4 separate regions of the Homo sapiens genome follow, and all the other regions are linked to region 4. A link is a contact called in ENCODE Hi-C or POLR2A ChIA-PET data. All regions are on one chromosome and are shown on one strand. The core of a region is the stretch at or near the end of the contact, and the rest is flanking DNA. Distances in the headings are between cores, read along the strand shown. Region 1 overlaps GNAS (GNAS complex locus). Region 2 holds the start of CTSZ (cathepsin Z). Region 3 holds the start of GNAS (GNAS complex locus). Region 4 holds the start of ZNF217 (zinc finger protein 217).

What was found. Hi-C counts contacts between places; a loop is a spot of excess contacts on that map. ChIA-PET counts read pairs that join two places held with the same protein, here RNA polymerase II (POLR2A). Pooled maps may share reads with other maps.
Region 1: a pooled map shows a loop between it and region 4 (14-fold over the local background). The contact joins the enhancer-like site here to the promoter of ZNF217 in region 4. A Hi-C loop is called at or near these places in 11 of 50 pooled maps. POLR2A ChIA-PET finds 5 or more read pairs at or near these places in 2 of 52 experiments (RWPE1 and activated CD4-positive, alpha-beta T cell).
Region 2: a loop to region 4 is called in a map with no recorded cell type, with 11 times the contacts of the local background. The contact joins the promoter of CTSZ here to the promoter of ZNF217 in region 4. A Hi-C loop is called at or near these places in 2 of 37 single-sample maps with no recorded cell type and 2 of 50 pooled maps.
Region 3: a loop to region 4 is called in a map with no recorded cell type, with 28 times the contacts of the local background. The contact joins the promoter of GNAS here to the promoter of ZNF217 in region 4. A Hi-C loop is called at or near these places in 1 of 37 single-sample maps with no recorded cell type and 11 of 50 pooled maps. POLR2A ChIA-PET finds 5 or more read pairs at or near these places in 2 of 52 experiments (RWPE1 and activated CD4-positive, alpha-beta T cell).

The regions. Positions count from the first base shown.
Region 1 is chr20:58,906,624-58,909,323 of GRCh38, forward strand. GNAS (GNAS complex locus) reads left to right here. Exons shown (of 13, transcript NM_000516.7): 7 at 2,539-2,593. Among named protein-coding and RNA genes, the nearest start is that of GNAS, 17 kb to the left of the region's middle. RefSeq lists an enhancer at 1,020-1,499. Within about 2 kb of position 1,333, at least 36 of the 41 ENCODE cell types and tissues checked have a DNase peak (open chromatin) inside an H3K27ac peak, as active enhancers do.
Region 2 is chr20:59,005,935-59,008,634 of GRCh38, forward strand. CTSZ (cathepsin Z) reads right to left here and starts at 1,320. Exons shown (of 6, transcript NM_001336.4): 1 at 1,052-1,320; 2 at 388-551. The coding sequence starts at 1,194. RefSeq lists enhancers at 572-1,383, 2,064-2,223, 2,244-2,353, 2,494-2,573 and a silencer at 1,004-1,603.
Region 3 is chr20:58,890,057-58,892,670 of GRCh38, forward strand. GNAS (GNAS complex locus) reads left to right here and starts at 1,365. Exons shown (of 13, transcript NM_000516.7): 1 at 1,365-1,809. The coding sequence starts at 1,671. RefSeq lists silencers at 623-772, 833-1,332, 1,343-1,562, 2,433-2,522.
Region 4 is chr20:53,592,571-53,595,348 of GRCh38, forward strand. It overlaps ZNF217 (zinc finger protein 217), which reads right to left and starts at 1,269. Exons shown (of 6, transcript NM_006526.3): 1 at 1,186-1,269. RefSeq lists silencers at 1-219, 640-789, 1,280-1,359, 1,450-2,289.

The sequences.
Region 1 (2,700 bases), core at 83-2,582, 5.3 Mb after region 4:
TGGGTTCAAGTGATTCTCCTGCCTCAGCCTCCCGAGTAGCTGGGACTACAGGTGCCTGCCGCCACAACCAGCTAATTTTTGTATTTTTAGTAGAGATGGGGTTTCACCATATTGGCCAGGCTGGTCTCGAACTCCTGACCTTGTGATCCACCTGCCTCGGCCTCCCAAAGTGCTGGGATTACAGGCATGAGCCACCGTGCCCAGCCAAAAATGTAAAGATATCTTCTGTTTGTTGATGCTGCAGAAATGCACAAAGCAGTCTCAGTTAATGATATTCTGAAGTAGGAGTGTCCTGTGACTTGGGGCAGGGGAGTCTAGTAGAGGTTTGATGTTTTAGCCATCCTTATTACAAGTAGCTGAAACTCGGAACTGATTTTGCTATAGGAAGTATTAGCTAATCAGAACCAAGGTGCCAGGCTGACTCACCAAGGGCTAAGATTGCTTTACTTAGTAGCCTCAAGCCCAAGGAACTGATTGTGAAAACCACCTGAATAAACAGGAGGGAGGAAGAGGTAATACTGTTCATCTATAAATCATATAAGCCTCTGTTAGGGTCTGCGCAATCTATCAACCCCAGCCCTGCCTTCCCATAGGAAATTCCTTTATTTTCAATTGCCACATACATAGATATTCCACGGTTTAATATACAAGCAAATGTGTATATTTTTTCAAGGAACAGAAAAAAACAGTCCATCTTGGCTGGTCCCTATGGCCCCCAGCCCCCACTCCTTCTTCAACAAAGTCCCTGATTTTCTCAAAAGTTCGAACCAAAAGCTGGAAGCGCTAATTATAGTAACGCAAAACAAATGGAAATCCTGGAATTGTTTGCATTTTGTATTTTGGATCCAAGTCAGAAGTTAAGTACAGGTACAAGATTAAGAGAGTTTAACCACCCCAGTTTTGAATGCTGGGGGGGCAGGGAGACCCAGTTTCGTTAATTAACAGTAGCTTAGCCAGATTGTTGAATTTTGTCGGGTTTCGTTTTCTCTCTCAAATCATTTAGAAGTTTTTGGGGTTTTTTTAAGCAACACTTAATTACTCCTGAAACTTTGTCTGAAAACGCACCATTTGTATAGATCATGAAAAGTTTTAAGGAAACTCAGAGAAAAAGAGAACAACGCAGCTTAAAACTTTTAAAATGTCCTCCCTCACCCGTGGCTCAAACAGCCCTGCATCTGCCGTGGCCGGCACGTTTCTGGTTGAACTGCCTTTATGTTAAAGTTCAGATACTGGTAGTGTGCCCATTTCTTAAGCTGTCTATTTTTATTTGTTGAGCTGGGGTTTGGCTGGCTCCACTCCAGATGTCTCTCTCACAAGATTTGGTGCTGATGATCTATTTATAGAACTGTGGTTCTGTTGCCATGGTAACATGCTGGAGGCCAGGGCGGCTGGGGAGCTATTTCTGGACTGGTGCTGTAATGTAAGATTGATTGGGCAAGTTAGTATATCCTCTAAGCCAGACTAACTCTGAACTAGTAAAAAGGAAGAGGGGAACAGAAAACTTAGGCAGTTTCTTTAAATAAACTTTTCTCTCTTTATGATTTTCTTTTCTCGTTAGCCCGCTTTAAAACAATTCCAATCTCTACATGCCCCTCCCTCCAAAAAATAACTGGTTTTAACATTAATTTTCCATATTAATTACCCCAATCTTTCAAAAGTAAATTTTCCTGTGTGTCTAGTCAAGCAACACAAACAAGATGCTTTTTTTAATGAAAAGCGTAATATCTGGAGTGTTCTATTTCATGGACCAAACAGAACGGAAGAGAACTTTGTGTTTGTTTCCTGTTCAGGATGGCTAGGGCGAGAAGGGCCCCTTTGTGCCAACCTCTTTTGTTCTCTTTAATCAATGAGATTCTTAAAAAGTAAAAAGGAAGGGATACAGATTCTCAGTAACTAAAACAATCTCGTGTGCCCTTGAGGGGAAAGTCCTTGATGTTTTTAAGAATGTCACTTTATTGTTTTTTAACTGAATGATATAGAGGTATACAATTTTCAAACTGTTTGCCATTTTAATCAAGCAATTTGAAAATTAAAATGTTTTTGTCAGGCATTACCAAATGGCACAGAATGTGATAGGCCAGCCTGGTTTTGGGGTCCTTTCTCTACTGGTTGATATGCATAAAACCTTCTAAAAATCAAGAATATTGCCAGAGAGCAACAGGAATAAAGAAGCTAAGTAAAGAATAAAAAAGAAAAATAGAAAAAATAAAAATAAACACGAAGAACAAAGCCCCACCACCGTGCTGTGCTGTTTGTGTGGCCCCACTGCGTCGAGGCCACAGGCTAGCTGCTAGACGCATCTAGAGTTCCCTGATTCCTAAAATTATTTATCTTAAATCCTGTTTGCCCTAACCTTCTTAAGGCATCAGCTTTGAGTTACAAATGTAACCAACACACAAGCAAATGTGCCATTGACTTAGTGCTGCATAACTGTGGGACGGTCACTTCCGTTGAGCCTGACCTTGTAGAGAGACACAAATAGTTGGCAAATTGATGTGAGCGCTGTGAACACCCCACGTGTCTTTCTTTTTCTCCCAGCTTCCTGGACAAGATCGACGTGATCAAGCAGGCTGACTATGTGCCGAGCGATCAGGTGTGCAAAACCCCTCCCCACCAGAGGACTCTGAGCCCTCTTTCCAAACTACTCCAGACCTTTGCTTTAGATTGGCAATTATTACTGTTTCGGTTGGCTTTGGTGAG
Region 2 (2,700 bases), core at 70-2,569, 5.4 Mb after region 4:
TCCAAGCCCAGGACAGGCTTTCATCTGTGCTGAGAAGCAGTTTACTTCTGTATCCTCAAATACAGCCTGGGGACTCAGTGATTTTGCATTTCTGTTTCTATCCCAATGGCTGAGGTCACAAGCTTTGGGGGAGAGAGGGCACCTGGCAGCCACTTGTCACTGGGATTCAGTCCTAGTCCTGCCTGTCACCCAAAAGCCCCAGAATGACCCAGCTTGGGTCACCTCAGCAGAGGGCAAAGGCCCGCGCTCCTCGGCCTTAGCACCCCAGCCCAGGCTGACCTGGCCTTGAATCACAGGCCCCTGGAACCGCGGGCTGAGCTGCCTGGGCCTATAAACAGGCAGCCGGGATGGGCTTTCCTGGCCCACAGTCAAAGGGCGGCCACTCACCCGCCATAGCGCTGGTGCTGGCGTGGGCCCAGCAGGAGCCGCAGTATTGGGGGATGTGCTGGTTCCGGGTGATGCTGGCATAGTTGACACCATCCACATTGCGCCAGTCCCAGCTCTTGGGCAGATCCGCTGGGGACAGGTACTCATGAGGCCGGGGGTATGTGCTGAGAAGAGATCATCCCCACCCAGATCGGTGCTGGGGCTCCCGGGGGCCGTGGGCCCAGGAAGCCCTCGGTAGGGCCCTCCCGCCTTTCCCAACACCTGAGGGCATGGGAGTGGGGCCACAATCACCAGAGGTGAGCCAGGTGTGGGCCCACCTCACACTAGGAGGCTCCAGCGCTCTCAGAATGTGAAGGAGGCAGGGCACCCCCGAAAGGAGGGAACCGGGTTGCTCCCCCAGCCATGCCGCGCCGTAAGGGCCACCCCCAGAGGCCGAGGAGGTGGGGCTGGCCTGGCTTTCTGGCCAGGTGGGGCTTGTCCAACCCCACAAACATCAGGGCTCACCCTGGATGTGGAAGAGAAGGAGCGACCCCCAAAACGAAGCGGCTGGATCTGACCTTCCAAGGCCTGTTGGCGACGCAGGGCCCCCAGGAGGCAGAGCGCGCGCCTGGCCCGGGCGATGGGCCTCCCGTCCCCCCAGGGCTGCCTCCCCGCCGGTGCCCACCTGCGCCCCAGCGGAGCCAGCCCGTCCCCCCGCAGAGGCCGGTAGCAGGTCTGTCCCCGGCGGAAGTAGAGGCCGCCCTGCGCCGCGCCCGCCAGCAGCACGAGCAGCAGAAGCGGCCGCCACCCTGGCCCGCGCCTCGCCATGGCCCCGCGCCGGCTCCTGGGTCCCGCTCCGGATCCCGCTCCGAGTCCCAGATCCCGCGCCGGCTCCCGCTCTGGATCCCGCCCCGGCCTCGGCCTCGGCCCAGCACCCGGCCGACCCCGCACTTTGGGCCCCTGCCCCGCCCGGCCCTTAAGGCTGCGGCGGCCAGGCCGGGACACTCCCCCGGGGCGGGGCTGTCCCATCGCTGCTCCTGCCCCGCCCGGTGACCCCTGCCCTCCCCGCCCGGCTCCGCGCCCCGCTCCCTCCCTGGCTCCGGGGCACCTGAACTCGCGGGCCAGGCGCGAGGTCGCCGGGCAGACCCCAGCCTGACCCCGCCGCCGGCCGCCGCCCTGAGCGCGGGACTGTCCGGCTGGACTCATTTGCCGGGGTTCCTGGCTTCGGGGTGGGGGGCCGCAGGCTCATGGGCCCCCTTGGCCCTGCATTCCTGGGGCCCTGAGCCCTGGGGAGAGGCCCCCAGCCTCACATCTGGGCCCAGGCCTCCCCTAGGAAGGGATCCTGGGATGCGGCCACCGCCCCCAAAGAAGGGTCCCCGCGCCTGGCTTTCTAAACCCCTTTTCCCAAAGGCCCAGGCCCTTTCGGGGGGACGGTTCCCTTTTGCAGAGAAGGAAGGAGGGATCCTTCTAGAAAATGCCCCAAAGGAAGATTCCACTTGGCGCAGGCATCAGGAGTTATCCAATGTGACTTCCAAAGACGCCTTGAAAAGGTTTTCTGCTAACGAAACTCTTCTTAGTCAAATGAGGAACCAAAAGCAGAAGTGGCCCCCCAGGACGTGGTTTTGTAACTGGGGGAGGGCTTCTCGCTCCCTGCGGCCCCTCTGTTTGTCATGGCCCTTGGGCCCACACCATGGCCTTCTTCTCTGGTAAGAACAGGGCCCGGCATTCTGGGCTGCGACCTGACAGGCCCCTGCTGGGGGCCCTTGGCACAGGGCCCACAGATGAGCTTGCCTGACTCTCTCCATACTCAGTGGCACTCACCACATTCCAAGCGTGCCACGTGGGCAAGGGGAAGTCACAGTGGCTGCCTCCTGACTTCCAGAAGCTTCCATGACCATTCCCGGAAGCGCTGAGGTGGCCATGGAATCCCCGCATGACTGTCCGAGTGGAGAGCAAGGCTGGAGAGCTGCTTCGTCAGCCCAGAAGTTTCAGTCCTTGTTCCCCAAAAAGTGGTCACTGAGGCAAAGTGTGGCCCCGGGGCTCTACCTACTGATGTGTCTCTTATTTGTTTGGCAAGTCGCTCATGGAAACCATTAGTGTCCATCAGTCATCAGAAGGCGGGGTGGGGTGGCCATCCTGGGAGAAGTCCCCAAGCTTGAGCTGGCGGTGGGGGTGGGAGCGAGGCCTCCCAACCTCTGGGCATAAAAGGAGTGGAAAGAGAATTGCCAAGAGGGGGCCTTTCTTCCTCCCATGTCAACCCTCTGGCCTCCCTGACTATAGGAGCTGGGTCCTTGTGAGGAAGAAACCCAGACACAGCTGCCCTTGCCAGGTCAT
Region 3 (2,614 bases), core at 115-2,614, 5.3 Mb after region 4:
CAAGAACCCGGCGCGGGAGGCGCTCCCCGAAAAGTTCCTAACAGACAAGGAGCGCAAGAAGCTCGAGAAGAAGCTGCTGGAGCAGAGGCGAAAGGAGGAGAAGAAGAAGGAGAAGGAGAGGAAGAAGATGGAGAAGATGCTGAAGAAGAAGAAGAAGAAGGTGCCAGAAGCCCAGGAGGAGGCCCGATGCCCCGAGGCCGCCGCCGCCGCGGCCGCCGCCGACGACGACGAGGGCGCCGAGGAGGGCGCCGTCGGGGGCGCCGAGGAGGGCGCCGCCGCCGGGGGCACGAGTAGGGCCTGGGCTGACTGGGACACGGACTCGAGCGACGAGGACGACGCCTACTACGCGGCGCCGCGCGTTGGGGGCATCGTGTGGCGGCCCGGGCCGCTCAAGGCTGGCGCGCTGAGCGCCCACCTGCCCCTCGTGGTGTTCCTGGTCTTCTCGGTGCGCAGCCCCTCGTGGGTGCTCAACTTCCTGCTGCAGAAGCGCACGGAGCAGGGCCGCGGCTGCGGCTTCGTGTTCGGGGCGACCTGCTGCTTCCGAGTGTTCCTGGGCTGCGCCTTCTTCTCCTACTTGGGCGGCCGCGCCAAGCGCAGAGGCCGCGGGCGCTCCGGGGCCAGAGGCGCCTTCGGCTCGGGCCATGGCGCCCGGCGCCGGGGGCGCGAGGAGCGGCTCATCTAGTCAGACCCCCCACCCCGCCACCGCCACCAGACACCACCATCGCTGTGTAGTGTGGGTTTTTATTCGTGTTCGTGTGTGTGTGTGGACACATTTTCCTTTTCGGTTGCTCTGTCCTTTGGTTCGTGCTCGCCTCGCTTTTTCCACACTCCTGCTCTCTGGCTCTCTGTGTCTCTCGCTCTTTCGAAAATTTTCCTAAGTCCGGGCGCGCGCTCCCTCCCCTTCCGCCCACCCCAGCCCCTCGGCGGCGCCCGCGGGAGGGGGAGGAGGCCTCGGGGGCGCCGGGCGACGCGGTCCGGGGGGTGGAGCGTTGGCGTCGTGCGAGGGGTCGTCACTGGCGCGGAGACGCCCCCTCTCCCCCCTCGGCTCAGCCGGGCTGCTGCCCGAGCCCGGGGGGTGGGGGGCGTCTCCCCGGCCCGTCCCGTCCCCGGCCGGGCGCGGGCGGAGGGACCCCCTCCCCGGGCTCCCGGGGGGCCGCCTCCCTCCGCCGGCTCCCGCCCTCCCAGCCGCCGCCGCCGCCGCGGCCGCTCCTCGGCCCTCCTCCTCCTCCTCCTCCTTCCACCCCCCTCGCCGCCGCCGCCTCCTCCTCCCCCCGCCTCCCCCCGCCCGCCGCGGCGCTTTTGGCTCGGGGCGGCGGCGGGGGCCCGGCCGAGGCAATAAGAGCGGCGGCGGCGGCAGCGGCGGCAGCAGCTCCCGCAGCTCCTGCTCTGGTCCGCCTCGGCCCGGCGGCGGCCATCAGCCCCCTCGGCCTCGGCTCGAGGGGCGGGGAGCTGCGCGCGCCCCTCGGTCCGACCGACACCCTCCCCTTCCCGCCCGTCCGCGCGCCCCGCGGCCCGCGGCCCGCAGTCCGCCCCGCGCGCTCCTTGCCGAGGAGCCGAGCCCGCGCCCGGCCCGCCCGCCCGGCGCTGCCCCGGCCCTCCCGGCCCGCGTGAGGCCGCCCGCGCCCGCCGCCGCCGCAGCCCGGCCGCGCCCCGCCGCCGCCGCCGCCGCCATGGGCTGCCTCGGGAACAGTAAGACCGAGGACCAGCGCAACGAGGAGAAGGCGCAGCGTGAGGCCAACAAAAAGATCGAGAAGCAGCTGCAGAAGGACAAGCAGGTCTACCGGGCCACGCACCGCCTGCTGCTGCTGGGTAAGGGCGGGCGGGGGGCGCCGGCCCCGGCCCGGGGGCCCTCGAAGGGCGCCCCGCAGGCCGCGCGCGCCGAGCCCGCCCCCCGCCCCGGGCGCGCGCTCCCGAGCCCCCCGCCCGTTCGCGGGCTCTGTCTGTGGGGGGCGAGGCCGGAAGGGGGACCCAGGGGCGCGGATTCGGCCGGGCGGGGGCTCAAAAACGGGGCGGGGGGCCGTGGCGACGCGGGCGCGGGTCCCCCTCCCCCGGCCTGCCCGCTCAGTGTCTCTCTCTTGCTCTCGCTCTCGCTCTCCCCCTCTTTCTCTCTTTCTCTCTTTTTCCGCGAGGCCTACACGACGCCAGGGGTTTGGGTGCGTGTTGGGGAGGGGGAGGGGGAGCCCATGGGGCTCCGGAGACTGCGACAAAAAGAGGGTTTCGGGGACAGGAAACCGGGTGGCGGGTAGAGGGAGGGGGACCCGCCTCCGTGGGGTGTGAGATTTGTTGGGAGAGGGAAAGAGGGGAAGAAAGGGGCGAGGAGAGGAGGGGGTGACGCTGGGGGGCGCCGTGGTGGCGGAGGGGGCCTCGCCAAAGGGAGGCTTTGGCGGGGAGAAGTGGCCGAGGAGAGTGGGGGGGCTGGTGACATCAGCCCCTCGGAAAGGATCGGAGCGGTAAAGGTGGTGCAGTGGGGGGGAGGGGGCGCAAGGGAGTCGTGGCGCCGGAGTCGGGAGGGGGGCGGCGAGGGGAGGAGGGAGGGCGGTTGCCGCTGGGCGCGACTTGGTGCGTTTCGGGCAGGACCGACTGACTGTGTGTGCGCGGAGCAGACGTGTCCCGG
Region 4 (2,778 bases), core at 19-2,518:
CAAAATGTGGGTTCCAACCCGGGCCCTGAACATCTTCTCAAACTCCCGGGACCCAGGTTCCGGCGCGCGCCCCGCGTGCCGGGTCTTGCCCCTCGGGCGGGACCGCCCAGGCAGCCCCAAATCCAGCCTCCCGGGCCCCCAGCAGCGCCCTCCGCCTCTCCACCATCCCGTCCGGCTCGCAGTCGGGGCCAAATCGAGAGACAAGAGGGCTGTGCCTGAAACTGAGCGGTTTCACCACTCGGCACCTCCTGGCAGAAACTTCCCTTAAAAAAAAAAAAAAAGAAAAGAAAAAAAAAAGCAGCAGCACTTTTGGGCTAGCATTTCAATCCTTCCTGCCCTTTAGAGTTCCCAGTTCTGCTTCCAGCTGGCTTTGGGTGTTCCACTAGAATTGAGTTGTAAAGATATTCTTTAAGTGTTTATAGAACATTAAGACTTAAAAAAATCTTTAAAATTAGAGGAGGGAAAAAAAAAGCCACCTTATCGCACACATCCAGGAAACGCAGCCCCGTGCATCCCTGTTCAGGGATGAGCAGGCGCCCCAAGACTCCCGGGGACAGATTTTTGGGCACCCGAGGGAGTCACGGGGCGCGCGTCGGGGTCCGCGGCGAGGCCCAGCCCCTCCCGCGGTCCCTTAGAGGCGCCCTCCGCCCGGCCCGAGTGGACCGTCCCGGCCATTGTTTACGGGGGGATGCCCGTCCGGACGCATTGTTTTGGCCGCTTCCAACTTGCCCCGGCCCTTCCCCGGGCATCGCGGGGGGACCCTACGCCGACGTTCCCCCTCCGCCCGCGCCCCAAGGGCCAACTGGGCAAATTGGGAGACCCGCCCCGCGGGGCGACCCAACTTTTCGGAACAGCCCCCCACCGCCCACCCCCGCAGACCCCCGCTCCCGGCGGAGATTCAGGGAACCCCGCACCCCAAGCCCCTCTGAATCGTGCGGCGTGAGTGTGACGGCCAAGAGCGGATGCAGCCCGGGATCGCCCGCACCTTCCCGCGGGCGGAAGCGCAGGAGCCGGCTGGGGAGGGGGCGCCCTAGAGGAGCGGATAGAAAGCTGAGACGGGGAACTGAGGTCATCCTGGGGGGGGACAAGACAACGAGAGCCGGGCGCCTCGGGGGCGGCGCGGGAGCCTCCGCAGGACCGGGCGGGCGCCCCGGCTGGCGCGGGCGGGGGGCGCGCCCCCTTTACCTGCGGCTCCGGCTCCTCGGCCATTTCCTCGCGCGGCGGCGGCCGGGACTGAGCTGACACCACTCGGGCCGGCCGGGTTTGAATGAGGAGGAGCGGGCGCGGAGGGGAGGGGGCGGGGAGGGCGGAGGGAGGGAGGGAGGCGTCGCGGAGTTTCTCTCAGCCTTTTGTGCGGACACCTCCCGGATTCCGCGCCCGCACCCGGCCCCCCAAAAGACACGGGGAGCCGCGGGCGAGGGGTGCAGCCATCCGCCGAGGAGCCTAGTGCCTTCGCGCCTCCAAGACCCCCCCCCAACAAAAAAGGAGCGTCCCCCACCCCCACCCCCGCCCGGAGAATATAGGGGCCGGGCTCACCTCGGGCGCGGGGCTAAGGTGAGCGGGGCGGGGGTGCGCACGGGGGCAAAGGCGCGGGCGCCCCCTACTCGTCCGCGCGGGGACAGTGCAGGCGCGGGGGGTCCCTAGAGCCGCCGGGGCGCGGCGCGTCCGGCGCTGGGGGACTGTTGGGTCAGAAAGTGTTCAGGGAGCAGCTGTTGCGCCCTCCCTCGGCCCCGCCGCTCGGAGACGCCCCGCCCCCTGCCTTCACCGGCCGCCCCGCCCCCTGCCTTCACCGGCCGCCCGGCCACGCCCCACACCGCCCCGGCCCCGCCCCAGCGCCCACGTGACTAGCATAGGCGCGCCCCTGCTCCGCCCCCCGCCGCCGACTCCGCCTCCGGGACGGGAGCGAGCGGCGAGCGCGCGCACTCCCAGTTCTCGCTCGGCGACTCCCGCGCACGCGCGCGCCGTGCCACCCTCCCCGCGCCCCCCGCCCCGCACCCCTCCTCCCGCCATCCGGCTTAACGTGGCGGGCGCGCGCCGCGGCGGTAGCCGTGACAGGTACCCGGGGAGGCCGGAGGGAGGGGGCCGCGAGGGTGTGCGCAGGCGCAGATCCGGCCCTGTCCCCGCCGCCCCCTCCTCTGCAAGGTGTGCGCGGGCGAGGGGAGGGGCCCGCGGCCCGAACCCCTGGGTCACCCCGAATTACAAACAAAAACCTTAACGCCGTTGCTCGCGGGTTAGAAGGCAGCTGTGCGCGAAAAACACCAAAGATTTTCTTCAAGCTTGAGGAAGGTCGAGAAGATAAACAGTTTTTAAATGAGTATCTTCAGAAAGCTATTTAATTGTTGTGATTTTTTTTTTTCTGAAAGGGCTGGGCTTGCGCTATTCTAACTTGAGATTTCTAAACTTAGCCTAGGTTCCAAGAATCTACTTGGTTTTGATAGAAATCCATTTGGAGGAAACCGGGGACAAAAAAAGGGACAAAAAAAAAAAAAAAAAAACCGCTACCCTTTCCCCTCCTCCCTACGCACAACTCATTTAAAGCGTTTCCCAAATGTTTTCTTTCCTTACTGAAAAAAAGGACAAAAAAAAGATCCTGATTCCTAAGGCCTGTGATATTTCCCCATTTTAAATAAGCTTCGAGGAACCATAGACATAACAAGCACATCCACAATTTTTCTACCCCAAAATGCAAACTAATGCAAATGTGAAATGGATCTATGCAAGTCGCTACTAACAAAATAGCCAAATATTTGTGTTTTTACCGGCCTTCAGCATATCCAA